Linked DNA regions of Homo sapiens: region 2 is linked to region 1. Evidence: chromatin loops called from intact Hi-C (ENCODE). Cell type or tissue: CD4-positive, alpha-beta T cell. All regions are shown on one strand. Each heading gives the region's core, and the rest is flanking DNA. Links, peaks and the distances in the headings are about the cores only.

The links. A loop is a pair of places that touch in the nucleus more often than their neighbours do. Peaks named below come from ENCODE experiments on the same cell type or tissue, not always from the same donor. Only the 100,000 strongest peaks of a DNase experiment are listed, where the experiment ranks them.
Region 2: it touches region 1 in a loop (1.8-fold over the local background); 9 of 110 quality-filtered maps call a loop at or near these places.

What each region holds. Positions count from the first base shown.
Region 1 is chrX:136,628,877-136,644,083 of GRCh38, reverse strand. LINC00892 (long intergenic non-protein coding RNA 892) reads right to left here and starts at 4,541. Exons shown (of 3, transcript NR_038462.1): 1 at 4,280-4,541; 2 at 3,244-3,310; 3 at 1,655-1,981. In CD4-positive, alpha-beta T cell, for the core only: no CTCF peak of the experiment used is centred there; a DNase peak (open chromatin) is centred at 8,613; H3K4me3 peaks cover 1,608 bases; H3K27ac peaks cover 1,985 bases.
Region 2 is chrX:136,679,587-136,694,793 of GRCh38, reverse strand. ARHGEF6 (Rac/Cdc42 guanine nucleotide exchange factor 6) reads left to right here. Exons shown (of 22, transcript NM_004840.3): 10 at 4,046-4,184; 11 at 6,803-6,862; 12 at 8,971-9,117; 13 at 11,950-12,036; 14 at 12,826-12,904; 15 at 13,918-14,063; 16 at 15,134-15,207. Among named protein-coding and RNA genes, the nearest start is that of CD40LG, 39 kb to the right of the region's middle. RefSeq lists an enhancer at 1-13. In CD4-positive, alpha-beta T cell, for the core only: no CTCF peak of the experiment used is centred there; DNase peaks (open chromatin) are centred at 3,543, 5,083 and 7,133; H3K27ac peaks cover 4,098 bases.

The DNA.
Region 1 (15,207 bases), core at 3,829-11,828:
ACTGTGCCCTACCTCTTCTGTGCTTAATCTATCATAGCATTTGCCACATCATATCATAATGGACTTGTCTGATTTTTCTACCATTAGCTATTAGAGGAAAAAGATAATTAAAACAAACAAACAAACAAAAAAACCCAGAAATTTTGGTTCCTGACACATTGTAAGGAGTTAGTAAATGTTTGCCAAATTACTAAATATTATTTTAAAGAGATAGAAGGGGAAGTTGTAAAATATTCTAACCTGGGAGAATAGCGCTTGGCTAGCTTTTCTAGCAATACATGTCAGAATATATTTACATTTTCTTCAATTCCCTTAATTCTCCCTCTTTCCTCTGGGTCAGTTCCATTTGTTTATTTTGGTCCTTTTCATTATGTTGCTAGTTTTTCTCAAATGCTTGGCCATTTATTTATTTATGAATGAAAACCCGTGTTGGTTATTATGGGTAGATGGCATGAGTTTCCTCTGCAATTGTGTTGATCTATCTGTTTTCCCCACAAACCTCTCTCCGGAATGGGAGGGCTGACTGTGGGTTCTGTTTAAGTGGGTAGGAAATGTCAACAGTCAGGCTTCCCTTTAGGTTATGTGGGTGGAGAGGCAGGAAGACCAGGGACCCCCACAACTGATGAAGTAAGGAGGGCTTTTCTCTGGGGGTGGAGCCTTGTAGAAGGTTTCACTCTTGACTAATATTGGTTTTCCTTTTGGTTTTGTCCTCCTATCTGTTGTGGAGGTCTCAGCACCCTTCCTAGAGCCCTCTCTAGGTAACTTTAGACTGAGGGCCAAGGCCAAATGCTGCTGCTAACAAATGGTCCACTGGGGGAAAGGAGAGAGAGGGAGAGGGCCACTTTTCCCAGCTGTTTCCGCTGCCGCTCTTCAATGATTGCCTCATAGCCCACCCCTGCTCCTCACATTCATTGACTCTGTGATTAATGCTTCTTTGGGAAAGCATACTCTTACAACTTATTGAATTGCAATGTTTACTGCTCTGATCTGTCTGTTAGTCCAAATTCATGGCCTTTCTTGCTTGTTGCTATCTCTCAAAATTTATGTCACATTGATGTCACCTTTTCTTATTTCCTATGGTTGTTGTGGTTTCTTCCTTTTTATATTTATTTTTGACTAAATAATACATTCACATGGTCTAAAATGTAAATGAAAGAGTATGAAAGAGTATGTAATGCAGTCTTTTTCCCATCTCTTCCTTTCAGTCTTCCATGGTTAAACAGTGTTGTCAGTTTCTTATGTATCTTCCTGGGATGCTTTTATGCACATTCAAGCAAATACATAGATATTCCCTTTCAGCCTTTTAACACCCAGCAGTATATAACACATTGTTCTACATCTTAACAATGTGTCTTGGAGATTGTTCTATGTCAGCAAAACACTTCCTTATTCTCTGTTTTTTTACAACTTCATAGTGTCCCATTACATGAATGATGATGTACCATAAATTATTTAACTAGTCCCCTATTGATGAACATTTAGGTTGTTTCCAATCATATGATATTTTTAAATGCTGTAACAAATAACCTTGTACTACTCATTTTTAAAAGTTTTTTTTCAGACATTTTCATGGGATCTGGAAGGCTAAAATTTACATATATTTTAACACTGACCAATCAACTTTTAACCTAAACACATTACACTTGAAGAAAGATGATTTATGGGTTATTGTTTATTTTCCATTAGTGAGACTGATGCACAGTAAATTATGTGTGTTATACACCCTCTTCAAAGCCAGACTTCACATTTTAAAGTGTTCAATGCAAAGTCCTATCTAACATTAAGGATATGTGTGATTCTTCATGTGGATCTGCAGCAGAAAGCTGAAGATGACGTGATCTCTGGTACCTCCATTCAGAATACTGCATTTGTTAGCTGGATTGGAAAGAAGCAACTTCAGGAGACACTTCTTTGAATCAGTTCATTTGTTCACATCAACATTCACTGAGTGCCTAATGTGAGCCAGGTGCTGAGCTGGACCCTGGGGATACAAAGAAAAAGATGATAGTCCCTGCTTTGCCAGGAGTTTCCAGTTCAGAGAAGCTGACCAATACATGAGCAGACAGACAATCATAAACAGTGTGAAAAGCACCACTGTAGAAGTGAACACAGAGTGCTGTGGGAACAAGAAGGAGGAGTACCTACACACCCAGGGGGTGGGGCGGGGTGGGGTGGGATAGAATGCATGTCTGCGAAGCCTCTCTAGAAGCAAAGACACCTGTCATAACTTTGCATCCTGTCTTGCAGCACTCCACTGACAAATCTCAACATTCAGTGTCCATCTGCTGTCCTTGGCCTTTCTAGTCTGGAATCTTCCATCCTTTTCCATTCTGCAGAAGTCTTCTAGTTGGTTATGTTTATTCTGGCACTCCAATGGCTCAGGAAGAGTAACATAGGAGGGGCGTGGGGATAATCACCTCCAGCATAGATGAGTGTGGTTGGGAATGGGGATGTTGGGTGTCTTGATCTGGTTTCTGGTATTAGTTTTCATAGTGTGCCCAGAATCCTCACTCTCCCTTTCTACCAGATGCCTACCTCCATCCCAGGTCCCCAAGGTGAGCTTTCTTGGCACATATCCACTCCAGAGTTGTATCCTAGAGGCAGGATTGTGTCCCCTCGCCACTGCCACACACTCCCCACCCCAAACACAGCAGGAGAGTCATGCTTTGAAGGGAATTCTGGAAGAAATTTCTAGTCATAAGTGGGCTCTTGGGTGCTATTGTAACCCTTGTATGACTCTAACACCTATTGCTGTGAGTTTAGCCAAACAAACAAACAACAACAAAAAAAACAAACCCATAAGTTCCCCACAGCATCTCTCTATATATTCCAAAAGGTTCTCCCATTGATGTTTCCTATGGCAAGACTGTCCGAGGGGCCTTGTGGCTAACACCGAGTAGTCAATATCCTTTCAATAAGTATTTTCCCAGCATTTGGCAAGCACTAGGCTCTCTGATAGGTCTGGGAATCCAAAATGAAAAAGACAGAGCTGCTAGTTAAGGAGATACAAAAGCCAGAGTGGACCACAGTGCACTGGGTAAGCATCCACAGTAGAGAAGTGCAGGGGATTTTGGGAGCATGCAGAAGGAGTGAGGGTGAAGAGGTGACAGACTCAGGGAAGACTTCCTGGAAGAGGAAGCCCTGAAGGAATTTTCTGGGTCAGGAAAGAATACATTCCAGGTACAGGAACTAGCATGTGGAAGGACCCACAGGCTGGAACTCATGGGCTCGTTCTTCTCTTACGGCTGCAGGCTTGGGATCAAAGCCTTCCTCTGGTCTCTGCACAGCACCTCAGGTTCTCCAGTCAGCCCTTAATGTGGAACATGAAATATCAGGTGTTTATAGAACAAAAAGTTCCCTTTCTTCCACGGTGAAGGGTCTCAGGGATGGCATGCTCTGCAGGTGGGCACATAGTTGGCACCTGTTTTCCTTCAAATATCAGCCTGACATGATTGAACATTTAAGACTTGTCTGTGTGGTTCTAGTCCATTTTTTTAAACCTCCCTTGCTCTAGTCTCAGCCTGCCTTTTTTTTTTTTTTTTTTTTTTGAGACAGAGTCTTGCTGCGTCGCCAGGCTAGAGTGCAATGGCGCGATCTCTGCTCACTGCAATCTCCATCTCCCAGGTTCAAGTGATTCTCATGTCTCAGCCTCCTGAGTAGCTGGGATTACAGGTATGCACACCACGCCTGGCTCATTTTTGTATTTTTAGTAGAGACAGGGTTTCACCACGCTGGCCAGGCTGGTCTGGAACTTCTGGCCTCAAGTGATCTGCCCACCTTGGTCTCCCAAACTGTTGGGATTACAGGCGTGAGCCACCATGCCTGGCCTCAGCCTGCTTTCTGCATCTCCCCTAGAGCTCCAGGACTTTAGTAGGCTAGCTCCTGGCTCCACTGCCCAGAAACCCCTCTCCACAGCCTTTCCCCGCCTACCCTGCAATTTACCTCTACCATGATCCTTCTTCTTGACTTAACTCATTCAGGGCTCTCTCTCTCTCTTTCCAACTTCTAACTGGTGTCCTCCAGGCTGCCCTCTTCAGTTCAGACCACAGGCTTGGGCAATTTCTGTCTCTCTGATTCTTCCTGTGGTCTGTTCCTGACAACCCCTTGGGGGCTGTTTGTGAAATGTGCCCTCTGCTTCTAACTCATCTCTTAGGTATCCTCACAGGAGACTGCCTTCTTAGTGGGGGCCTGACGCAGAAGACCTCTAGTTCTCCCACAGTGTCTTCTGGGGCCAGGCCCGCTGTTTCTCACTGAGGCTCGGAGAAAGGCAATGACTTACCATGGTCATGCAGCATGTTAGCGGCAGAGCTGAGAGTACCCCAGGCCTCCTGACTTCCAGCCCAGTAGTCTTTTCCAGGAATCAAGCTGCCTCTCGGAAGACTCAGGTCTTCTAGCCAGCATCAGCTCCCACCCACTGACTGCACTGTGCACCCATCTCTGTTAGCACTTCCTTCCTGAGCCACTTCATTAAAACTGAAGCTGGCCCGTCCAGGCTTCTGACTCAGCAGCCCAGCAAAGAACATCCAGCCATGTCTGCATCTGATTAAGGAAACGCCAGGGGCAGGAAATATATATATATATATATTTTTTTCCTGGCTGAGTCAAGGGGTGCAAAAGGAGGTGGAGAGATTCAGTAAAATAGTTAAGATTTGAGTAGAAGGTAATCTTTCAGCACAAGATGTACCACAGGGACCACAGGGGTGGAAGAGAAATGGAAGGGCTTTATCAAAAGATTTAGGATTACTAGTTAAATACATTTTGGTACAGAAGTATATTACTGGCTTAGAAGGACCCCTGTGATACACTGATAGTGCAAATATCATGGCAGAAATAGGATGTCCCCAGTTTTTTTTTTTTTTTTTTTTTTTTGACAGAGTTCCACTCTTGTTGCCCAGGCTGGAGTGCAGTGGCATGATCTCGGCTCACTGCAACCTCTGCCTCCTAGGTTCAAGCGATTCTCCGGCCTCAGCCTCCTGAGTAGCTGGGATTACAGGCACCTGCCACCACGCCCAGCTAATTTTTGTACTTTTAGTAGAGACGGGGTTTTGCCATGTTGGCCAGGTTGGTCTTGAACTCCTAACCTCAGGCGATCCGCCTGCCTCGGTCTCCCAAAGTGCTGGGATTACAGGTGTGAGCCACTGCAACCGGCCCAGTTCCAGTTTTGTAAAAATAAGTTGAGAGTGTCCCTAAAGTGCTTATGAGTAGTAGCTAAAAGTTCCCCTCCATGCTCTGCACCCATGTTAATTTTTGCCCACAGGTAGATAATTGGAAAACAATTACCACAACCTTTGATAGCTATTGTGGCACGGGTGTTCCCCTGTGAATAAGTGGAGTTGGGAATCTTTCTTCATCACAGTGCCCCATGGTGAACTGCGCCATCTTGGTAAGCGTGGACCTGGGACAGTTTCCACTAGAGCACTTCCACATATAACTCAATAGCCCGTATCTTTGACATCAGGATGTTTTCTGACTTTGAGGAGAAGGATGTCCTGGTACTCCTTGTCACAGGGTGGCTGATGCCTGGAGCCCTCTCTCTCCCCTGACATCGGGGAACCAACCACATCTGAAGCAGTTTCAAATAAGCAGTAGGGTTGATATCTGTTCTGGGTTGAACAGTGTTCCCCTCCCCAAATTCATGCCCATGTGGCACCTGTGAATGTGACTTTTTTGGGGGGGAAATACTTTGTAAATGTAATTAGTGAAATTAATATAAGGTCAAACTGAATTAAGGTGGGCCCTAATTCAATGACTAGTGATCTTATAAGAAGAGGGAAATTTGAACACAGACAAACACAGAGGGAAAACAGCCATGCAAAAACAGAGGCAGGGATTGGAGAGATGTGTCTACAAGCCGCAGAACATCAAGGATTGCTGGCAACCATTAAAAGCTAGGAAGAAACAAGGAAAGACCCTCCCCTAGATCCTTTAGAGAGAGCATGGCCCTACCAACACCTTCAAGTTCAGACTTCTGGCCTCCAGGACTGTGAAAGAATACATTTCTATCATTTTAAGCTCCCCAGTTTGTGGTAATTTGTTATGGCAGCCCTTGGAAACTAATACAACACTTCTGTAGAAGAAAGTGGCTCCATCTTTTGAAATGCTGCTCCAATCATGACCTGAGCAGAAAGATGTTCATCAGCAGAGGACACACAGTCAAGCGGAGGAACCGCATGGCTCTTTGATTATGCTCTACACTCCTCTACATGTGCACACAGAAACAAGTCTGCAAGGTACCACAAGACTTGTGTCTGGGTGATAGGTTCTGGGGTATCTTTATCTTTTTGCTTTAACTTGTCTATATTTTTGAAGTTTCCCACAATGAATATGTGCTACTTGTGTAAAAAACATGTATCTATAGCTATATCTACCCATCATCTATTTATCTATCTATCTTTAATCATCAGATTTTTGCCATTGAAAGTAATGGTAAAACCACAATTACTTTTGCACCAACCTAATACTTGTATTCTCTATTCTCATGCACTTGCAGAATCCTTCCAAATGAAATAGACCCAGGGTACCTTCATTTCTTGTAGGCCCAAAGCTAGGAACTACTCCCTAAAAGTGGTGGCAAGGATGAGGGTAGACGATAATAAAACCATATGTTTATATGGTATTGGATACTCTTCAAAGAGCACACCTCTGTATCTGTCGACCCATTCAGCCTGATACCCCTCTGATAGATGAGAAATCTGAGGCTCCAAATTCTAACTGTTATCTTCCACGCTGCCCTCTTCAGTTCTGACCCCAGGCTCAGGAAGTTGTTAAGCAGCTCCTCCAAGGTCTCATAGCTAATAACTTAGGGTCTTGATGCCTGGTCCAGCACTGGTTTCTAGAATGTAAGATCCATCCATAAGGGCAGGGCCTTTTTGTCTTTTTTATTCACTGGTGTATCTCCAGCACTTAGAATGGTGCCTGGCATATAGTAGGTGATCAGTAAATTTTCACTGAATGAATGTATATATAATTACAGTGTGATGAAAGCAAGCCCTTCTGGAGAAGTATCTTCTGCCACTAGGAACATTTTTGTTTAGGCCAGGCTGTTGTGCTCTGCAGAAGGTAAGCAGGGCTGCTGAAGGGGTCCTGCTCTCTTTCCAGTCTCTGTCCTTCCACAGCCTGGCCCCCAGCCCCAGGTAAGAGTTAGCTAATTCCTAGAGCTTTGACTCTCACATCATCTACACGGAGGCTTCTATGTAGTGTGGTTCAAGGCAGGACTGGAAAAGGCTCTTTGTCCAAAAATAGTGCCACTCAGCAAAAAGATCCAGGGACAAGGGAAGGGCAGGCCAAGTGATTTGGGACCAGGACAAGGAACAGGACACAGCAAAAAATATTCAGGGAGAAGGTAGTGGAAAGGTGCATGGGACAGTTTAGGAACAGAACAAGAGGGGTGCAGAAAGTGTCCAAAAACAAGTCAGGAAGGAAAATCTTGGTGAAACAAATGGGAAAAAGGAAGGTGGGGGTAGTGCAGGCAGAAAAGTCTTGTCCTCCCCACCCAACCGCTGCCCCGCCCCAGACCAACCCTGGTTCACACACTCTCTCCTCAGGATAACCTCCCACTTCCCTCACACAGGTGACACCTTCCCACCTGGCGGCTGTGTCCAGGTCTTCTAAAGGACAAGCTTTGTACAGAGGGGCAGGCTCCCTCCCCAAGTGTCCTTTTTAAGTGCAAATCCTCCTGGGAAAGCTGCCAGGGAGTAAATTTCCAGGAAGCCCTAAAGCTGCCCCTTCCCCTGCCTGGGAGGGTGGGGGTGGGGCTACTCTTAACGCTGGCAAGGACTGGGTTGAGAGAAGCTGGGGAATTTGAGAAGTGGAGGGAGGGCAGGGGGCCTCCGAGGGCTGGGGTCAGGGGGCAGAGCTCTGGGGACTTTGAGGATTTCACAGTCCTTCTCTCCCCTGGCCCTCTTCCACACACCCCAGGATGGGAAGAGAAAGCTTAAGGAGGATTAAGGGCCAACTAATTATAGGTAAGGAAGTTGTCTTAAAAAACCAAGCTCACAGCACTATCTCAATTAAGAGCCATGTCTGGCTAATTTACTAGACAAGGGGAGAGGTACGGTTTTGAGAGCAGGAGAGCACACATTTCTGCGTCCAGGTAGACCCACAGGTATCTGGGGAAAGGAAGTCTCCTGGGGACTTTGAGCTATACCGGAGGGGAGTCACGAGGGTGTTTTTCTTCTCTTCCAACATTGCATGCTGCTGTCCCCAGACTTCCATGGGTTCGCAGCACTAGTCATCACTAGGTACAAAATGCCAATCCGGGATTTTACTCATGTGGCTGAATTAACGCATTTCACCAATTTTCAATGCTCCTATTTCCATGCTTCTTAACAAAAACTTATCTCAAAATCCTCTTCCACCTGGGAGCAGAATGCTTATTTGCAGCTTAGGACACATAAGGATTTTCTGTCACTGGGATGAGATTTGGGAATATCCTTCACAGAGTGGGTGAACTGTAAAAAATACTGCATTTTCAGAGTTAGCGCCTCTGAAACCGGAAATGTGAACAGAGCTGACTTAGTGCTAATACTTTCTCTTACTCCTGTAAGAAAGAGGAAAGACTGTGCTAGAGTTAGCAGTGATGTGCGAAAACCACAGTAGAGGTTTTGTGAAGAAGAGCATTTGTGGCTTTTGCACAAGTTATTCCTAAACCAAGTCTGGGGATGGCATATGACACTTTTCAAAGTAGCTTCTGGATTGGTATTTCACTGAAATAAAGATCTTTCAGCAAGACCGGAAAGCCAAAAATCTACGTTTCATGACCTCTACAGGAAAGTAATAGTTGCATTGTGGAACATTCTAGAATGGCAGGCTCAAACCATGGCCCGGAAGAACTGTAGGCTTTTTGGGGTGGGAGGTGGGGCGAGACAGGGAAAATCTAATTCCCAATAAAGGTTTCTGATCGTTTTCCACTCACTCTCCCCACCCCCTCACCTAGTTCTGTGGCTCTTCTCCAGCCACCTCCTCTAATAAAGAGGCTTCTATTAAATAGCTGGGAAAGAGAAGGTAGAGGAAACAGAGAAGAAAAAAATTAATGCTAATCTCAGGAAGTCCGTAACACTTTTAACTCAAATGTTGCTTGTATATGCAAATAATTTGCATCAGGTACCCAGTTATACTGTGAGTGTTCCAAAGTATGTCATGCACCTAGATGTGGCCCTGGAAAAAGTCACTGCTGTTTTGTAATTAACCCAGACTTGTATAAGAAGAAAAGAGGGATTTGCCAGGTAAACATATGTTTATCACTATTCATAAAAGTGAATGAGAAGAGGAAAGAAACAGCCTAATGGAGTAAAATGAACATCTTTGCCTCTCACTGCGTTCTTTGGGCTGGTTTAAGTCTCTATGGAATAAACTAGTATTTTTAATATCCAGAGAAAACTGTGGGGTTTTTTTGTTTTTGTTTTTGTTTTTGTTTTTGTTTTGAGACAGAGTCTCACTCTGTCACCCAGGCTGGAGTGCAGTGGCATGATCTCGGCTCACTGCAACCTCCACCTCCTGGATTCAAGCAATTCTCTTGCCTCAGCCTCCCAAGTAGCTGGGATTACAGGCCACACCACCACACCTGGCCAGTTTTTGTATTTTTAGTAGAGACAGGGTTTTGCCATGTTGCCCAGGCTGGTCTCGAACTCCTGACCTCAAGTGATCCACCCAGCTCAGCTTCCCAAAGTGCTGGGATTACAGGTGTGAGCCACTGTGCCTGGCCCAAACAAGGAGTGTTTTTAAATAGCCAATTATCCTAAACAACATCAGGCTGAAGCAGTTTCACTCATGAATTCTTTCAAATTTTCAAGGAACAAGTAATGTTGATACTTTTTCAAATGTTCTAGAACAGAGAAAAATAAAAATATTCTCATTAAAAAAATCAAATCCAGCATGACATTGATATCGAAATCTGACAAAGAGCATAAAAATTAAGCTGCCTGCAGTCTCACACATAAATATTTATTGAAAATATGCCAAGTAAAATATTAGTAAATGGAACCTAGCTGTATGTGAATAGAGTCATACCTTCACCAAGAGGGACCCATTCAAGTAATAAGAGGATAGTTTAATATTAGAAAATTCATTAATCTAATTCACTTAACAGAACAAAGAAAAAACATTATTGTGATAAATAGTGAAATAGCAAAAAATTCAACAATAATTCTTGGTGATGTTTTCAGAAAAGGAAGAATGGCAATGTTCTTCATTCCTAAGATGAATTAATATTTCTATCTTACTATCCTTATAACTTCAGGCATGTCACTTACTCTTTGTGCCTCCGTTTCCTCATATTTAAATAGGGATGCTTCTCAGTATTGTAAGGATTCAATAATACATATGTAAAGTGGTATCACACTACACCCAATTCCCCCCATCCTCTCACCACCTTATTTTCTCACCTATGTAATGCCTATTAAACTGTGTGGAACACACGAAGAGAAGTGATATACTATCATTTTTCTGTTTTCCTGTGTTTTCTTCACTTGCACCAGTGAATGTGGAATGTTTTACTGCTGCACTGGCTTGTGTTTATTAATGCATGGTGTCAAAGTCAGATAAAGATATAGAGTCAAATCTCTAAAACAAGACATTTTATTTGGAAAGCAAAATTGCAATTTTGGGCATACATGCAGACTGGGTTGGCCTTCAGTGTGTCCAAAGAACAAAGAGAAGGTTGGAGGTTTTAGTAGAAAGAGAGGCCAGGCGTGGTGGTGTGCGCCTGTTGTCCCAGGCACTCGGGAGGCTGAGGTGGAAGGATCGCTTGAACCCAGGAAGTCGAGGCTGCAGTGAGCTATGATTGCACCACTGCACTCCATCCTGGGTGACAGGGGAAGACTCCGTCTCAAAAAGTTAAAAAAAAAAAAAAAGAGAGAGAGAGACATGTCACATATTGTTTTGAAAGAAAACTCATTGGAACTAGCGAAAGTTTTGGGAGTGGGCAAGCTCTGATCAGTGAGTGATGGCAGTGGGTAAAACTGGTCTTAGGGTTATGGCAGGTCATTTTGGTAGCTGGCTTGTGGCATAATCTCTGGGCAGGTGCTTACTCCATGGTCTCTCAACTCTAGCTGGGTATGACAAGTTAACTCCAATTCATAGAATCAATTTTCACAATAGTCTTATAAACAAAGTAACATTCTTCCTGACCACTTAGGCATTTGGATTCCCTCCATGCTACTCCTAGACTCCCTTAAAGTAAGATTGTACTGAATGGCTTCATTGGTTATAATAACCCAATGGTTCTCAGCTCTGTTTGCACATTAGAATCACCTAAACAAGTTCCTCAGGTGATTCTATTGGGTATCTAGAATTGCAAACTGATAGTCATTTCCCTCCAAGTTACAATACTTTTACTAGCTCTACACAAATTGATTTATATGACATTTGATTCTGAAATCAGCTGTGATTCATTGCTAAAAATTAACTGCATGACTTCATAATACCCTAAAAGACCACTCATCGGAATGAATGCACTGTCAAAAAGAAAGAGAACTTAGGGGAAAGAGCAGGGTGCAAGTAACCCAACTTCGGGGGCAATCTCAAAATTAGGTAAAAGAAAAAAAGAGAAGCAAAGAGGGATTTAAAAACAAAACAAAACAGAGAACCAGGATTGGCAAGTACCATAGAAACCAAAGTGGGAAACAAATGCAAGAAGGACTAAGCTCAACTTTCTTTTCCCCTCAAACATCTCCCATCCCAAAAGGAAGGCTTTTTCTGGGCTAGTGGGTGTGGCATAACCCTCAGGACCAAAGCCACACTGCCTGGCTTCAAATACCCACTCTACCATTCCCCAAGAATACAACATTGGACAAGTCACTAAACTCGGTGTGCCTTTATCTTATCACCTGGGAAATGGGAGAATGGCAGTCTCTTCCTAGGGCTATTGTGAGACCTAAGCAAGGTACCAAAAACAGCACCTGAGAAATAGTATATATTATGTTGAGTGTTAGCTATGTTTATTTAAATCGTACCATGTATTCTCCTTCTGCAGCATTTGTCCCAGTTGTCATCTTACAATTTCTTTTGGTGATTAAGTTGACCCATCTTGTATATCCTCCCTTTTGAATTAACTAAGAGTCAACTAATTTGGGACCTTAATTACATCTGCAAAATCCCCTTATCTTTGCCTTAAAATGTAACCTAATAACAGGAGGAATACCCCATCATGCTCACAGATTCTCCCCACAGAGAGGGAAGGGAATTATATAAGGCATGTACACAAGGGGTAGGAATCTTAGGGGCCATCTTAGAATTACCTACCACGGGAATTACAGTTGACCCTTGAACAACTGGGGGTTAGGGGAGTTGGCCTCCCATGCAGTCGAAAATCCTTGTATAACTTTTGACTCCCCAAAATGTAACTAATAGCCTACTGTGGACTGGAAGCCTTACCAGTAACATACACAGTTAATACATATTTTGTATGTTATATGTATTATATACTGTATACTTAAACTAAAGAAAAAATGTTATTAAGAAAATCATAAAGAAGAGAAAATAATTTTACTATTCATTAAGTGGAATTGGATTATCATAAAGGTTTTTGTATTGATCATTGTCTTCATGTATAAGTGGACCAGTGTAGTTCAAACCTGTCGTTCAAGTGTCTACTGTATTTGAGTAATCTCTCTCTCCCCGACTAGATCATAAACTCTACAGGGGCCTGGGCCATATCTGTTTTGTAGAATGAACAAACCAATGAATGAATGAAAAATGAAAGAGAACCAGAGAAAAACAGCTGTGTATATATCTGTTTTGATTTACCAAAAGCCTACCGCTATGTTCAAGAAGCGAAGGAGCCCCTACAACTTCACAAAAAGCTGTGGAAAGCTATAAAGCTGATGCCCAGGTGAGCAGCAAGACTGAACCCTTCTTTGGTGCTCATCACGTTCCCTAGAGGCAATGGGGGAGCTGTCTGGGACCTCTGCTGGCTTGGGCAGTTCTCATACCACAGGGTCTCCATATGCCCAGCTCTAGCTCCTTGACAGCACCTGGAGCATAACACCTGGTGCTCTGAACACAGGGGAACCCTCTGATCTCAACTGTTTATGAAGAGATCAAGGGCATCCTGAGTGAGGAAAGGAAGGGGAGAAATGGTATCTAAGGCCAAACCTAAGAACTTCAGAGAAAGAATTCAATATCTTACCTCAAAGGCACCCAGAGTATTTTTTTCTTTTCCTTTTCCTTTTCACTTGGGGTGTATGAAGTGCCACAATTGCTATATGGTCTGAACTGCAGATCACCCTATTGTTCTCTCATTCACTGGCCCCATTCCCTTCCTAGCGACTGAGCCCCTGTTCTGTGCCAGGACCCAGGATGGGTCCACTCAGTATTTTTTTGTAACACCATTTTTGAGATATAATTCTCATACCATATGATTCACTCATTATAAAATGTATAGTTCAATGGTTTTTAGTATATTTACAGAGTTGCACAACCATCAACACTATCTAATTCCAGAACATTTTTTAACCACCCCTTAAAGGACACCCAGTCCCCTTTAGCAGTCATGGCCCATTCCCCCACCTTCTGCCCCTCACTCAGTTTTGATTGAGGCAGGATCCCTGCCCTCAAGGCTCTCTCATCCTAGTACCACATCACTGGGCTCTGGGGGGCCAGAAGGCCAAGATTCCAGTACTGGCTGTGCTCCTGACTAGCTAGGTGACAGGCCTTCTTTTTCTGCGACTCAGTTTTCTTAGATATAAAATGATGGGGCTGAACAATTAGAAGGGAGTTTGCTGCTTGCATATCTTATCCACAAACTATTGCTGTGAGCAAGGTATTAATTTAGTCCAACAGCTTAGCATTCTTTCTGCCTTCATAATGCCTTCACTTTGGTTCGCCTCACCTCCAATGCTTTCTCCTCCTTTAGAGCCACCCCAAATGTACTTCTTCCAGGAAGTTTCATATGATGTCCTCTTTTATCTAAACTCCTATGGCAACTAACCGTCTACCACACAACTTGGCCCTTCCTTATCTAGAGAAAGTCTGTGCTTCTTGTGGATGGCTGGGGTATGGTATCCCACAATGTCATTCTCTTTCTTCACCCAGTACCTCATGTTTTTGCAATTCTTTCCTGTTTGACACCTAACAAGATATTGCAGTACTTCAGAATGTGCCTTGGGTTGGGAAAGAAACAGGATGGGACTAAAATGGTGTGGGTACTTCTTATATGCCCAGTCCATGCTAAGAATCCGATATGCCACACTGGAGGCTCCCAGCAGCAACTTGTGGGGTAGGACCAAGGCTGGGAAGGGTCAAATTACTTGGCCAAGCTAGTAAGCAACATAAAAAAGATGAAAATCCATTTGTGTAAATCCTAGGTCTGTGTTTTTAACCTCTATGCTATGATGGCTCTCACTATGGTAGGAGATGCTGGAGGGGATGTAGTCAGATAAAGTCCAAATTCTTCCTGTAACTAATGGGCATTGGGCTCACGACAGAGAGCAGTGACCTATGCAGCTCCATCACAGCCAGCTGCATGCTGGGCACACAGTAGGTCCTCAGCTCCTGCTTGCTCAGGCTCTGGGTGAACCGTCAAGACACTGAGATAAGACAGCAGACTTGTGGGAGGATGTGGCTGCCCCCTGAATCTCAGTAGAAAAATAGTTTACCTCAAACAGGCCTAATTTCTGTTAAGAATTCATTTTCAGTTAGCCAGGGATTTCTTTAAAATTGCCCTTAAACCCATCTTATTATTTTCACGGAGAAGCTCTACATTTTAGAATGCTTCACGCACCAATGCTCGATGGAGCTCTGGTTTTCTGATGAGAAAAGTGATAAGTGTTCATTGTGGGAAACTTTAAAATGCAGAAAAATATAAAGAAGGAAACAAAAGCACCCACAACCTAAAGATAACCACTGATAACATTTTGGAGTATTTCCTTCTAGACTTGCTGGCTCGCATGCATTCTCTCTCAATAAAGAAATAAATACACATATATTTGGCATCACTGGAATCACATGGAGTATATAACTTTATACCTGCTTTATCCCTGTGCACTTTTCCATTGGTTTCCAAATTTGTCCCTGTTAGGAACTGATTTTGTAAACAAGTTGATTTGAACACTGGCTCTCAGGCACTTTCCATAACCATCAAGTACTGAAACCTAATCAAGTGGCAAGAGCTCCAAAGCCTGGAGGGTGGTGGAGTAATTCGCAGAGGTTGTTGTTTGATAGCCTAGGAATTCTCTTCCATTTACCTGGCACTTAATTATGTAGCACCAG
Region 2 (15,207 bases), core at 3,001-11,000, 52 kb before region 1:
GTGAGGTATTTCGGGATTTCCCCTCCCTCTCCCCTGCTAGCTTGCTATGGTAGCTCCTGTTTCTTCCTGGGAATAACCTCTCTTTTACAAAAATACCCTCTTCTCTCCTGTGCTTGCTTCAGTGTGGCATTCATCCTTTTTCACGAGGGAGAGGGTTAAATGAGAGATCAGAGAGAAGAGGAGTTGGTGCTAAGACAGATCCGGACCTCACTTCCGTCTCTGCTGTGCTGTGCTTTTGCTCTTGTTAGTTCTCTCCACTCTTTGTTTACCATGGTTGCCAGCAATGAAGACTTTGAGAAACCCCCCAAAAAGTTGTGTACTTGCTCTGGGGGCAGGGAGCACGTAAAAAATTCTGAGCCTAGGTTCTGTTCTTTTCTGTCTTTGAAGGGCCAGAGAAGGGAGCAAGTAAGACTGATCACAAACAAAAAGTGGTAGGGACAAGGCCGGGCGCGGTGGCTCACGCCTGTAATCCCAGCACTTTGGGTGGCCGAGGCAGGTGGATCACTGGAGGTCAGGAGTTCCAGGCCAGCCTGGCCAATATAGTGAAACCCCATCTCTACTAAAAGCACAAAAATTAGCCGGATGTGGTGGTGTGCGTCTGTAGTCCCGGCTACCCAGGAGGCTGAGGCAAGAGAATCGCTTGAACCCTGAAGGTGGAGGTTGCAGTGAGCCAAGATCGCACCACTGCACTTCAGCCTGGGCAACAGAGCAAGACTGTCTCAAAAAAAAAAAAAAAAGGAGTGGGGACAAAAAAAGAAGCAAAAGAAGCACACCACCTAATATCTGGGGCTGGATAAATGAAAAAGAGAAGAAAGGGAACCACTCTACCCAGTGTGAGTGGCACTCTTGAAATTTTCCACTGGCCAGAGGCTGTGGCAGCCAGCTCCTCTTGCCTCACCACCCCTTTTGGACCACAGTGATTTCCCCCGAAGGGCTGGTGGGGTAGTAATTGAGGTGGAGAGGAGGAATCTCTGACCTTCTGCTAGGTAGAGTTATGATCATTCAAATTAGAAACCTATACAAAGATGCCACAGAAGCACTTCTATATGAGATGGCTAAGCTCTGTAGTGTTATTATAGTATACATAGCTTTCTTCAGCTTTCCAGTCCAACCCAGAATATCCCAGAGCCCCATCCACCATGCATTCTATGAAATAAATGTATGTTGTTTTAAACAGCATTTATACACTGAGAACTGCTTCTATTGTATCATGTCACATATACAGAACATTTTAAGCTTGAAAAGCAAGTCTTAATCCACTGCTATTTCAAATGGGCTGTATAAAATTCTACATTTAAAAGACAGATTGTTCTTTGGTATAACAATATATATTTATGTATTATATTTGTGTATAATGATACTAATTTGTGTATTATGTTTATTTGGCTAAATAAAATGTGTCTTTTAGGATCTATTTATCATAGATAAAAGGCATTTTAGGACAATTTTGTTCTTTTGTTGCCCTAGTAAAATTATCTTTTCTGAAGAACCAGTGTTTTAATCCAAGATAGTGATCTCATGTTGTACTGAAATAAATTTAAATTGTTTTATGATGTTTAGCAAGCCTAGAAGTTAGAATGCTGCATGGAAGGTAATAATAAGGTACACATTAGCATTTGCTTTTAATTGCTTTCACTCTTGCATCAATTAGAGTAAAATGTTGAGGATGCGGGCAGTCATTTAGTCACTGAAAGAAAAAATAAAACTTGTTTACTAAATTGAAAAGAAATTAGGAAAATGATTTTCTCCAAATTACATTTCTACTCAAATGCACTCCAAACCCGAGTTATTTCCCTAATTATATTTTATATGCAATGAATTTTTAAACCTCTTTATGCACTTTATGCTCTTGGTTGGCAATTGAACATCAATTGAATTTCCATTAAGTTGGAAACCACAGGTACTGGTAGTTTTTAAAGATGTGATTTTAGCAAGGTATTTGTCTTGGGATAATAATAATAATAATGCATCCACTGACTACTTTAAAGTTTACAAAATCCTGTCCTGCAGAGAGCCAGTATGGCATCCTAAAAAGACCTGAGGCTTTGGCTTCAGACCTGAGTATGAATCCCACTGTAGCCACTTACTATCACCCTTCCTCTCAGTTTTCTCATCTGTAAAATGGGGAGAACACCTATGTTGAAATGTTGTTGTCATTAAACAAGAATGAATGCATGTACAATTCTTAGCATGAAATAGTAGCATTAAAACCCCCAATATTTAATCTTTGCAATTTTATTAGGAAGTAGGTTTTATCTCTCTTATAAGCATGAGTCAGTTGAGGCTCAGGCAACTCATCCAGGGTTGCCAACTCTCTTTTATGACTCCAAGTCTAGGACATTTCCCTCCCTTTGGCTACTTCTGGAACAAGACTACGAAAACTGATAAAAGGATTAGCAGCAGGCTGGGTGCGGTGGTTCATGCCTGTAGTCCCAGCACTTTGGGAGGCCGAGGTGGGAGGATTGCTTGAGCCCAGGAGTTCGACACCAGCCTGGGCAAAATGGCAAAACCCTGTCTCTATAATTTTGTAAAAGTTTTATAAAAGGATTAGCAGCAATTGCTAGATATGACCTCTCATATGTGATCTAGACTCCATTAAGGCAGCCATTCCCAGCCCAACATATGTGCCATACTGCATGACTCAAGGCTGCTGTTGCATTAGCTGAAACTCCATCTTTTCTCTCCTGCTCAGAAAAGCCCACGAAGGGAGAGTGTGGGTGGGGATTGCAGGGATAACCTGCAATCCGCTCTGTTTCCAGCCTCCTAGTACTTTATTACTGATAGCAAGTTTTTTGAACACACTTCACACCTTATAGCAGCACACCACAGTTGGGAACCATGGCATAAGACGTGTTCTAGGGAGAATAAGTAGGTCACTTTGCACTAGGGGTTTCCTGCTGGGGAGTAGTGAGAAAGATGGTGGAGCCAGTAGGAGTTTAAAAAGTTAAGACTTGATCTTGTAGGCACTCAGCCTCTTGGGTAGGAAAGCAGTGAGGCTAAAATGGTAGTCTGTAGGACCTGGAAAAAGCCTGGAAGCCAGGAAAACAGTTGGTCTATTGAAGTGAGCCAGATGGAATGAGCTGAAATCCTGAACTAAGGCAGTGGCAGCAGGAATGGAAAGGAATGAACAGATCCAAGAAGATTTGTGACTGACTGGATATGCATGGCCAACCAAAGAGGTAAAAGGGCCATGTAATAAAGCAGAAGTTTCAACATAAGCTGTCACTTAGGCAGTAGGTTTCCTCCTCTAAGTATATTTTGCTTAAATATGTATCAAAATGATCTTGCAGCCCCAGGACTCAATATCCCTGTTGGTGGAAAGTAAACAGTTTGGAACGGTGCTAAACAGCAGAAAAAGCACTGGCTTAGAATTAGACATTTACAGCACACAGTTCATAAAATATTAATATATTTTTTCACCAAGTTACTGCCTTATGGAAGTGTTTGGTTAACCTGCTTCACTGGTTTTTGATATTGGGCTAAGTGACTTTGTGGTTAGTCATACAAACATGCTGGTATCTAAATGCAGGAAGTGATTCTAGAACATTACAAGTGGGTGATACAACCTTGTGGATTGTTATCTTTAGGCACCTGACCAGCCAATAACTAGGACGTTTGAAGTGATTAAGAAAATCTATTTTTTAAATTATACTTTAAGTTCTGGGTCATCTGATACACTGTATATCTCACGCCCATGAATGTAGGCTCCTTAAGGGTGGGGATTTTTTTTTTTTGTTCACTGCTGTAGCCCCATCAGAGAACAGAGCCTGTCACTTAGTAGATGCTCAATCAGTAATTGTTGAATGTGTGACACCAGGGATCATGAGTGTCTGGCTCACCAAAGGAGCCCTGGTGCTGATTTTACAGAAGGAGCTTAATAAAACCTGATTTAGTTGAGCCAAAACAAATTGAACAGCATTTGGACTAGTAAAACACATTTTTATTTGGCTTTATATTGTGTGAAATACAGTAAAATAATTTTAGGTTGATAATTCTTTACATGAGATATTCAACAGTAACAAAATTATATTTGTTCTTTTGCTAGTGATGAGTTGGAACAATTCATGGAAAATCAAGGTGCATCGAGCCCAGGTATCCTCATTTTAACAACAAACCTCAGCAAACCATTCATGCGACTGGAGAAATATGTTACTCTCTTGCAAGAGTTAGAACGGCATATGGAGGTAAGGGAAGGTGAACTTTTTCAAGCTCGTGTGCCAAGTATGGTCCTGTGCTCTGGAGGACGCAGCCAATTTGCCTCCAAAATGGCCTTGCAGAGGAATCAAGGTCTTGGATTCAAAATTTACTTTATCTGTTCTTCCCTCTTCTCAGGCTTCTAGTTTTCCTTTTTATGCAGCAAAATAAGATCCTTACTCTTTGCTACTAGATATTAATGATCATTCTCCCTTTTCGCTCTTCTCTTCCAAGCCTTGGTCCTGTGGCTTCCCTTAAGTCTATGCTTACTTGCTAACTTGAGTTTTCTTTTGCCCTCTCAGTAGTTTGGTCAAAATCCAACTAAGAAATCTTCTTTGTTTCTGGTATATTAACCAACTTTATTGTGGGAGATAGAGCAAAACAACATCAGAATGTACAAAGAACAAGTTCACTATAGACAGGAATATTTATCTCTAGAATTCTGCCATCATTCAACTTCCTGACTCTGGATAACAGTGGAAGATTCTGGTATTCCTTAAAGACTAATGGATGGATACAATATTAGTGGTATCTCTCTACACATCATGCATGTACATCAGAGTCCCCCCACATTTTTATTTATAAGCCTACAGTTTACTTGCAACTGTTGTAGCATAGCTATAATCTTTTCTAAATTCTAAGATTTTGCAATGAGGCCTGATAATTGAATATTTTTTCACCAAGAACCAAAGGCCTCATGTTATGAAAAACCAATCAGCAGAGCTAGCTCCTTGAGCCATTCTTTTGTGATTGTTCATGGGGGATTTAAGTGTGGGTGGGAGAGGAGGGCCTGCTGGAGGAGGCTGCATTTACCCTAGTTGCTCTTCCTGTGTCTGGGGAAAGGTTTTGAGGTTTCAAGGGGTTTGATTATCTTTAAAGAAAAAGAGTGCACCCGCACTCTGCCGGGCTTGTCAGCATTTGTAAGGATTGAAAGAATGTTCTCTGAGCGAAACCACATTCTCAGGGTATTTGACCTGCCTGAAAGCCGGAGGCAGTGGGGAGCTGGTGAGCAAAGCCTGTCAGTGTGAAATTTCAGTTAGGGCTCAGGAAGGTGTTGACCTCTGGATGCCTTTCCATAAGCTAAACCAGTTTGCTGAACCGTTTGAGGTTTGCCCCTCCTTGCTTATCACAAAAATCCAGAAACGAGTGGCCTCAGTTTCTATTACTTTTCAGTGTTGAAATGCAAATATGCACTTATTTTGGGGAGAAACAAATCCCAGATGCTCCTGCTGCCTGGATCCTATATCTCAGTCTTTCTTGTAGTGGAGCCTGTTCTCCTCCTGCTTCCATTTGCTGTGGGTCACATGTCTTTGGCTGCCTCTCATTTCCCATCATCAGAAAATACAAGCCTTTAGAACTAGTTCACCACTGGGTGAGACACTTTGTGCAGATTTCAGAGCATTTGGCATGGCTGCTAACAGTAGAATAAAGCCTGAACTTCTTGTTTGTCAGTTGATTTGGATAAGGATAAATTTTACTGTAAAGGAATACAACCTTACTTTTTATGAGCAATGTCATTCTTGGCTTGGGTCAGGCCCCTAATCTGTTCAGCTCTGTATTTTATCACCCGAGACTAGTGGGGCAGGAGATTTAGTCTTCCCTTACTCCAGCTGAGTTCCAAAGGACATATCCCCTATGCCCCAATGTTAGGTGCACATCTACCCATAAGAATCTGTGTCTTCCCTTCATAAACAGTTATGGAATTATGGATTCCTCTAAGCCGTTTTTGAATCTGTCCACTTTCGGAATTGCAAGTACCACAGGATTGCAGGCCATGTGTAAGAGCCTTGCTTAAGAAGGAAAATATGGTATGAAACTTGGAATCTTTTCCCATCTGCCATGTTCACACTGCTGAAAGAAAATGGAGGCATTTTAGGAAATGGAATTAGATTGATTTTTCTCTTGAGTTTTTGTTGTTGTTGTTTGTTTGTTTGTTTGTTTTGAGACAGGGTCTCACTCTATCACCCAGGCTGGAGTATAGTGGCACAATCACAGCTCATCACAGTCTCGACCTCTGGGCTCAGCTGATCCTCTCAGCTCAGCCTCCCAAGTAGCTGGGACTATAGGCATGCACCACCATGCCCGGCTGATAGATTGATTTTTCTCTAACCACGACTCTTGTTTCCACCATTCCCTACCTCCTGTCATCTACCAACAACATGACCTAATGATGTACCCCGAATAATTATTTAATTATTATATTTATTATTAAATAATCATTATCCAAAGTATAATAGCAAAAAGGGAAGTGGGAACTCTTGCCTTTTACTACATTGTTACTAAATATATGATGCATTACCAACTCTCTTAATTTCTTAATCACCTAATAATTAGAGTCACTGAGATTCCAAATGCTCCCATGCTGCTCTATTTTTTAATCTTTAGTATAGAGTAAAATTAACGTTTTTCTTCTGGTGCACAGTTCTATGAGTTTTCACACAGGTATAGATTCATGTTACCATGACCACAATTAAAATACAGAACAGTTCCATCATCCCCCAAAATTCTCTTGCTATCTTTGTGGCCATACTCTCTTTCTACCCCTAACCCTTGGCAACTGCTGATCCTCTCTCCTCTAACATTGTTTTCAAATGTATTCCTTTGATAGGATACTCATCCAGATCATCAGGATATTCTGAAAGCAATCGTAGCATTCAAAACTCTCATGGTAGGTGATGCTTTAAAATCACAATTCTCCATTTTGTATACTTTATTCCTGAAAGAGCGATTTGTGTGTAACATTTCTTTCCCTATACAAAGGTCTTTAGAATGGAAATAAGCTTTCATGACAGTATAGCAGTGATTGTTTCACTTAATTTTGTCCTCCAAAAATCATGCTTACCTAAAGAAAGGTTGCCAGGCTGAGGGTATAAAGCAATCACATTTACAGTCTCAGCCACATTAAGCCACATTAAGCATTGGTGTGTAGGTGGGGGGTTTCCTTTTGTCTCTTTGTCTTTACCCCCATTGCTCACCTAATGACGAGTCTGTGTAACTCATCATTCACTGATTTGCATCAATACTGGATTCAACTAGTTATGCCAAAGGGTATGAGTTTTTTCTTTGCATATGAAGAAGAAATCCTTCATCAAATCTAAAAGGGGGGAAAAAACCTAAAGAACTAAAATGCAAGTGCTTTATATAGGTTGCTATCAAAGGTACACGTGATCTTGTATCTTCAGTATGATGGTTAATGTATCTTCTTGAACCCACTGATATAAAACCACTTGGTGCCATTTTAGGAGGAAAGAAAACTTCATTTTGGGCAATTGATTAAACTTAGCTTCATTTCACACAATTCTGTAGCATTATAAGTGATTTGGACTAATGTTTAATTATTAATCCTTGTTGAAAGATCAGTAATTGACGTGTCTGTAGTTGAACAGTAAGTTGAAGACCAGAGTAAGTATTAGATTAAAATTGCCATTGTTATATGCCAAAAACAGTCCAATATTGGCAGTTTTACATGGCGCAAGCTAATAGAACAGCCCAGTGAAACCCACAGCATTTATTATAATTATGGTTCTTCTATTTTTTCTTGTATAAATAGGAATGTAAAATGAGTCTTTTTAAAAACCTGTATTTCTTTCTGATTATATTATATAACTTGCCTTGATGGTTTAGTATATTTATTCCTACTATAGGTGCTCTTAAAATATGTGTACAGTGAATTTATTTCTTTGAGTTTCCATGTAGCTGAAAGGGACAGCAGAGATTTTATAGAAAATATAACCCCAAAATATTATCTTACATTCATTTGGAAACAGTAACAGAACTAACCATGTGCTTATTTTTGTATTCAATTTGGAAGGCATGCTGTTAAATTACTCTAAGATAACCTCACAGTTTCTTAAGCAGTGAGATATATATATATATATATATATATATATGTATATATATATGTGTATATATATATATGTGTATATATATATACACATGTGTATATATATATGTGTGTATATATATATATATATGTGTATATATATATATATATATATATATATACACACACATACACACACATATATATAGAAAGAGTATTCATACCCCACATAGTGTTGGCAAACTGTAATTTTTTCTTGGTTTGAAATTTCAGTATGTCATCATGAAATTCAGTTGTATCTCTTTTTTCCAATCCTTTTAGGAATAAAAACTAATTTAGTATTTTTTTCACAGCAATCTTGGTCCTTAAACAAAGTACAGCAGTGCCTAGGTTTCATTATAAGTTTGATTCACTGTGGCATAAAGAATTTAATTTTCTCTTTCACTATAACTCCAGGAGAAATTTTTTGTTTTTTATTATTTTCAAGATGTTACCTTGTTGAAAATTGAGCATATGTTAGAAATACAATTATTTTGTCACTAAAGCCCTATTTATGCAAAGATAGACAAGGTAAGAGGAGCTAAAGCAGGGGCACCAACCAGTAGATCTGAATCTACCAGGTCCTCACCTGGCTCTGGTCAGTGTGATTTGGCTGCTTGCTTTCCCATATTCTTTACAGGGAGGGAGAAATAAGCTCTTTCTAGCATTATGTTTTGATGCTTTGGCAAAATGAAAAATAGGCCTTCCTCACAAAACCTTTGGGGGCTCAAGCCTAGAGATTTAGGGTAGTGGATCTTTCTGTCTATCAAGAACAGGCCTGGGTCATGGGATTCATGATGAGGAATAGGGACTCAGTGGGAACCAAAGAGTCAGAAGCCACATCTTACTTTGGTCTTATTTTAGTCTATTTCATAAGAATTCCTATTCCATTATGTTCTGCTTTGGTTCTGTAGGGGCAATGTCAAGATCTGAGGAAGAGAAAACAGCTGGAGTTACAGATACTGTCCGAACCTATTCAGGCATGGGAAGGAGAAGATATTAAAAACTTGGGAAATGTGATTTTTATGTCACAAGTAATGGTGCAGTATGGAGCATGTGAGGTAAGGTATTTCAAATCTCAACATTATTTCTTCCATCTTTCGTATTTTTCTTCCTTTTTTTTTTTTTTTTTTGACGGAGTCTTGTTCTGTCACTCAGGCTGGAGTGCAGTGGTGCCATCTTGGCTCACTGCAACCTCTGCCTCCTGGGTTCAAGCAATCCTCCTGCCTGAGCCTCTTAAGTAGTTTTTCTTCCTTGTTCTTCCATCAAAGTCAAATGCTACAACATTCAAATCAGAAGCTGAGCACCTGTTCTTTGTTGAACATTCTGCTAGGTGCTGTGGGAGATAGGAGAAAAGAACAAGCAATGATCCCTGTTTTCAAAGAACTCATTAAAAACAGACTAAAACACAAGTTGCAACTAGCTGACAAACCAAATAGTCAATGTTCGATTTTGCAATCTCAACAAGAGTCCATAGAAGTTCACAGGAGGGAGAGATCAAGAAGACCTTACGGAGACAGGACTTGAGGAGGGGGCACAAAAACAAAAGGGGAGGATTTCGCAAGGCAGAGGTCATTGTTATCTTAGGAGAGAACAGAAATGTGGCTTTGGTTTGCTGCAGCACAGTAAGGAAACCAGCCTGTAGGGAGCAAAAGAAGCAACTTGGCCCTAGTAAAAGATTGATTGAGTCAGGTAGAATTAGACTATGCAGAAGCTTGACATCAGGCAAGAGTAGTTCAGATGGATGCAACAGGCCATGGGAAATAATGAAAGAGTCCACAGTCATAGAACAACACTCCGAAAGGGATGTTTCACACTAATCTGCGACCTATATATGTCAAATGAACTGGAGGGAATGGACGAGAAGCAGAAAGGCCAGCTGGGATGGAAAGTGAGAAGGAGTCCCCTAAGACGGTGGTAACACTGGGAATGGAGCAGAAGGAGCAAATTGGAGGCATCTTTAGAAGGGAAAGCCAACAGGAAGTGGTGCCCCTGGGTTAGAGGAGATGAAGAATATAATTTTAGACCTGTAGATATCTGGGTGGAGATGTCCCATAGGCAGCTGTTAATGTAGTATGGAAATGTGAGTGAGAGGTCAGAGTTAGAGGCAGAGACTTAGATGTCCCTAACAGATGTGCCTTCCTAGGAAGTAAATATCCAGAGAGAAGCCCGGGGGGTGGGGGGAGCTGAAGATGGATTATTTCTTTTAGGAAGGAGCCAGGGAAAGGGAGAAAGGTTGATTATGGCACCTGGTTTGATGTATCGGGTGTTAGAATTGTCTTCCTTCTCCCAAAACATCTTCCTACGCTCTCTGACACGTCTTTGGCGGAGATTCATTACTTTGGGTTAATAAGCAATCTCATTTAAAATGCAAATACCCCAGGGAAGGTTACTGCAGTGAGTCTAACTATTAGTCATTCACACCTTTGGGATAAACCCCTTGGGTGAAGGCAGGAGGAATCAGTGCCAGAAAAAATAAAAAGACAAAGAGGAAGGTAGAGAAGAACTGGGGGAGCATGGTGTCATGGAAATTCCACGAGGAGCATTTGAAAATGGCCAGTGTGCTGACTGCTGCTGAAGGTTCAGAGGGCAAGGAATGTGAAGACCAAGAGGAAGCCATTGGATTTTGCTAGAAGGCAGTTACTGATGACTTTCCAAGAGCAATGGGGGTGCAGTTAGGGATGGATCAATGCAGAGAAAATGAAGGCAGCAAGTAATTTGCCAATAAAATGTCAAGAAATGGGATATTATGCATAAAGGGCCACATGGGGGCAAGCCAAGGTCTGTTAGGATAGGAGGTGTACATATGTTAAAGAAAAAGAGGAACAGCTAGTAAAAGAGAAGAGGATGCTGGGAGAAGAAGAGGTGTCTGTAGAGGAAAACTAAGTGAAACAAAGATGTGAGAGAATGTGGAGCACTTGTTAGAATAGTTAGCCTGGAAGGGTTGCTCTTCTCAAATGGAAGGAAGGAGATGGAGACAGGCATAAGGATAATTGTAGCTAAGATGGCTGGGCATGGAAGGCAAACGTAATTTTTGCGTATACTAATTGCATATCTGTTGAAGGGGCTCACAGCAGCCCTCACGTTTCAAGGTTTCCTCAGTGCCATTAAAAAGTGTATGGGAGGCTGAGGTGGGTGGATCACCTGAAGTCGGGAGTTTGAGACCACCCTGACCAACATGGAGAAACCCCATCTCTACTAAAAATACAAAATTAGCCGGGAGTGGTGGCACATGTGTGTAATCCCAGCTACTTGGGAGGCTGAGGCAGGAGAATCGCTTGAACCCGGGAGGTGGAGGTTGTGGTGAGCCGAGATCGTGCCATTGCACTCCAACCTGGGCAAAAAGAGCGAAACTCCGTCTCAAGAAAAAAAAAAGAAAGTGTATCTACTTTTATGTTTTACATAAATCCAATAATTATCTTGTTCTTAATGACCAAAGCTAATTTTATGAATACGACTTTAACAAACATGTTAGAGCATACTAAATCTCTTATCACCTGAAAACCCCTTCATCTTGCCATTTTTTCAAAGTAAAATATATTTTCATTTTGTGAACCTGGAGACTTATTTTGTGCCCAGGTCTAGCACATCTCACTGGCTGCATAAACTGTGGTGACTTCTCAGGCTTTCATACATGGAAAGCAAGCATGGTTATTTGTATTTAATTGTTATGTATAAGAAGAAGAGAGATAAACTGTGGGTTTATGTCCATGTCAAAGTAAAATTCAACTAGTTTTGTGTTTTCAAGTTGGGTATCTTTTTTAAAAAAAAAATTACCGTTAATGTTTCAGTTGTTTATATAAGGTCTATGTTATAAGGCAGTGATTCCAGAAATTCTCAACAGATAAAGTGTCCAATTCTGTTCTTCATGTATTATTTTCATTCCCTCTCAGGAAAAAGAGGAGCGGTACCTTATGTTATTTTCAAATGTCCTGATAATGTTATCTGCAAGTCCTCGGATGAGTGGCTTTATCTATCAGGTTAGTAAATTTCATATAAAACACATAGCAGACCCCCTAACGAAAACAGGTTTCCATCCAGATGCAATATCTCCACTATGGCATTAAAAGCTCAAGCCAGGAGAACCAGAATGTTCTGACCCTTCATTGTAATTAAAGAGCTTGTAAGAGCAGATGTTCCTTAGATCAAAGACCTTTGTATTAGTATAATGAGTTTATCTTGAATATATCCACCGCTTTAGTTATGCACTAGGTTTTGCATGCATAAATGGAAACTAGATAAATTAGCAGCAGTATTGTACAGGCCCATGTCATTATTGCTGAGAAAACATAAAGCTGGGACCTGCTCCTATGTTTGTCTTATTATAGTCACAGCACATGATTCAGGCTTCTAAGAAGCATGTTATTAAACTCCTTAGGAAATTAAATGTCCCTCAGTCAGCTCCCAACATATAGAGTATTATAAGTTACTATTGCCTGTTCCATCTTGGCCTGGCAATTAATAATTTTCATAACATCTGAGCCTTCACTTTTTTTTACTGATTCTTATGAAAATGTGTTAGAAAAGTAAACTGCTTTGTAAATCCTGATCTTATAGTTTAGGGTGTGTTAGCCAAACACAATCCACATTTTCCCCTTGCTTTCTTAGTCTGATTAAAATTTAGAGCAGGGAAACATATTATCTATTGACAGACTGGAGAAATACGTCTAGCCATAGTTTTGCCTTGCTGAGAGGGTCAGAAAATCTAAGTGAAATAAACAGAGACCTGTATAACTGCAGAATTAATGAGAATGTTCTTTTTCTAATAGGGAAAAATACCAATAGCAGGAACGGTGGTGACTAGATTAGATGAAATTGAAGGGAATGACTGCACATTTGAAATCACTGGTAGGTAATTTTCTCTTTTTCATGTAACTACTTCCAATTCTTTTTGGAATGAAGGGGAATTTAATAAATAAATGCCATTATTTCCTGTTACATAGGCCACGAGCAAATTTTATGCGGGCATGGCAAAGTATATTCCATTTCCTGGGATAATTAGGGTACAGCAATAGCACAGAGAAGTCTCCTCTCATTCAAAAGCCATGGCTTTGCCATTAGTTTCAATTTTCTGTTGCATGAGAGCTACTTGTGAGAGCTAAGGAATAACGAAATGGACTGATGTAAACGCAATTTTCTTCCCCTCTGTCATTTGTTCCCTGGTGGCAGAGGAGCCAAAGATATGGACTTTTATCAGCAATTTTATCATCAGCCCATGAGTTAGTAAGATTTGGTTGTATTTCTAAAAAGTTCTGAAAAGCCATCAAATTTTCTTCACAAATTGAGCATAATGCCAGGCTTCAGTAATGCCCCCTGACATTTTAGCTTATGATCCCTTTTGCCAGGTCTGTGTCATTTATATGTAGTGGCCTGACTGTTGGTGCTGATATGGCACAGTGGCTAAGACTGGGATCATGGCCTTACCCTCTTCTTTCCCAAGAAGGAGCTTAAGGTTTGGTGTTTGCCAAAAGGTTGTAAATAGTCTTAGTTGGATCTTGTTCCAACTTTGATACCAGGGGAACCAGGACAATATTCCCACTTTAGACTTAACTAGATGGACTATGTGCTTATGTTTTTGGATTGCAAGTTTGTTTATGGTGAAGTTTTACACTACTTTTAAGCTTCTGTAAGCAGTAAAAATCAAGGACAGTTTTCTAAATCAGACATGAATATTTATTTACTTTGTAATCACAGGTTATCTGTTTCTGATATAGAAATTTCAGCAGGGTTATCCCATAGGTATGAAAACCCCTGAAAATACACACCCAAGTCCTAGTTGTATGAAGTCTATTTATGAATGGGACAAGCTCAAGTTTTTCCTTGCCTTTTGTTTTCAAACTGATCATAATTGGGGGATGTAGGTAACACAGTGGAGAGAATTGTGGTCCATTGTAACAACAACCAGGACTTCCAGGAATGGTTGGAGCAGCTGAACAGACTGATCAGAGGACCTGCCTCTTGCAGTTCATTATCCAAAACCTCATCGTCATCATGTAGTGCTCATTCTGTAAGTAGTCCATGTGTTCTGTCCAGAGATTATTGAGTCTTTCGTCAACTCCTGCCTGCTGGAGACTTACAAGAAGCAGCGAGCACACCCTTAGTCTTTTGGGCAGCCTATATTTGTAGATTTTGAAGTACAGTTAAACCTCACTCATTCTGATTTCTCATTATGAGGCCCATCCAAATTAATGAAAAGGTTTACTTAGAGTGTGCAGTTCTGTTTGACAGTATTCAGATACCCCAACTAACTGCTAGCAAAGTATTTCTAACCAGAAGTCCTGCTAAAATATTTTAATGATAAGCAAGGCTTATTTCCATGAGCAATGGTTATTCTCCTACTAACAGTGGGCTAAGTCGAAACAAATAGTTTACCTCCCTAAGTACTTAAACATCTCCATGTCATCTCACTCATGCTCTCACATTTGCTCAGTAACCTTCTTCAAAGGTAAACTTTTAGCATTATCTCCTTCTGAGTTATCACAAATTTAGACATTGGAATTTGAATTGATGAGATTTTACTGTACTTGCTGAGTGAGATGGAAGATATGCTGTGTTGTTTGTTAACATACAAACCTATGATGCCAAAATTCCAGTTTTGAGGACTGTGTGTTGTGGTTGGAAGAATATGGACTTTGGCTTCAGATCTGGGTTCAAATCTTGGCTTTGCCAATTACTAGTTAGTTGCTTCCCTTGACTGAGTCTATGTCTTAGGCTGTTCTCATGAAATAACCTATTTAAGCACCTACTAGAGTGCCAAACATATCACTGAACTCAAATGTTGACTGCTACTCCATTTTCCTTCCTTACAGAGGAAAGAAAATTAAATTAATTAAATTCCAGATGAGAAAGAGAGGACAGGATCATGGAATGTTGAGTCAATTTTGTGCTGTTTCTTAGAGACCCGATAATCTGGACTGGAAAGAACCAGTTCTCAAACTAGAGACTTTTGTTTTTCCATCTATCCCTTTCTATGGCTGTCTTTGCTAATCCAATGAAGCTATTGTTGTTCTCTCACTGTGTGGCACAAGGTCGGGTTCAGATGGCAGATTGCCAACATCTCATCAGACATTTTCCCAGTCTTTTAGCTCTACCGGACAGCCCCGAGGACCCTTGGAGCCTCCTCAAATTATAAAACCGTGGAGTTTAAGTTG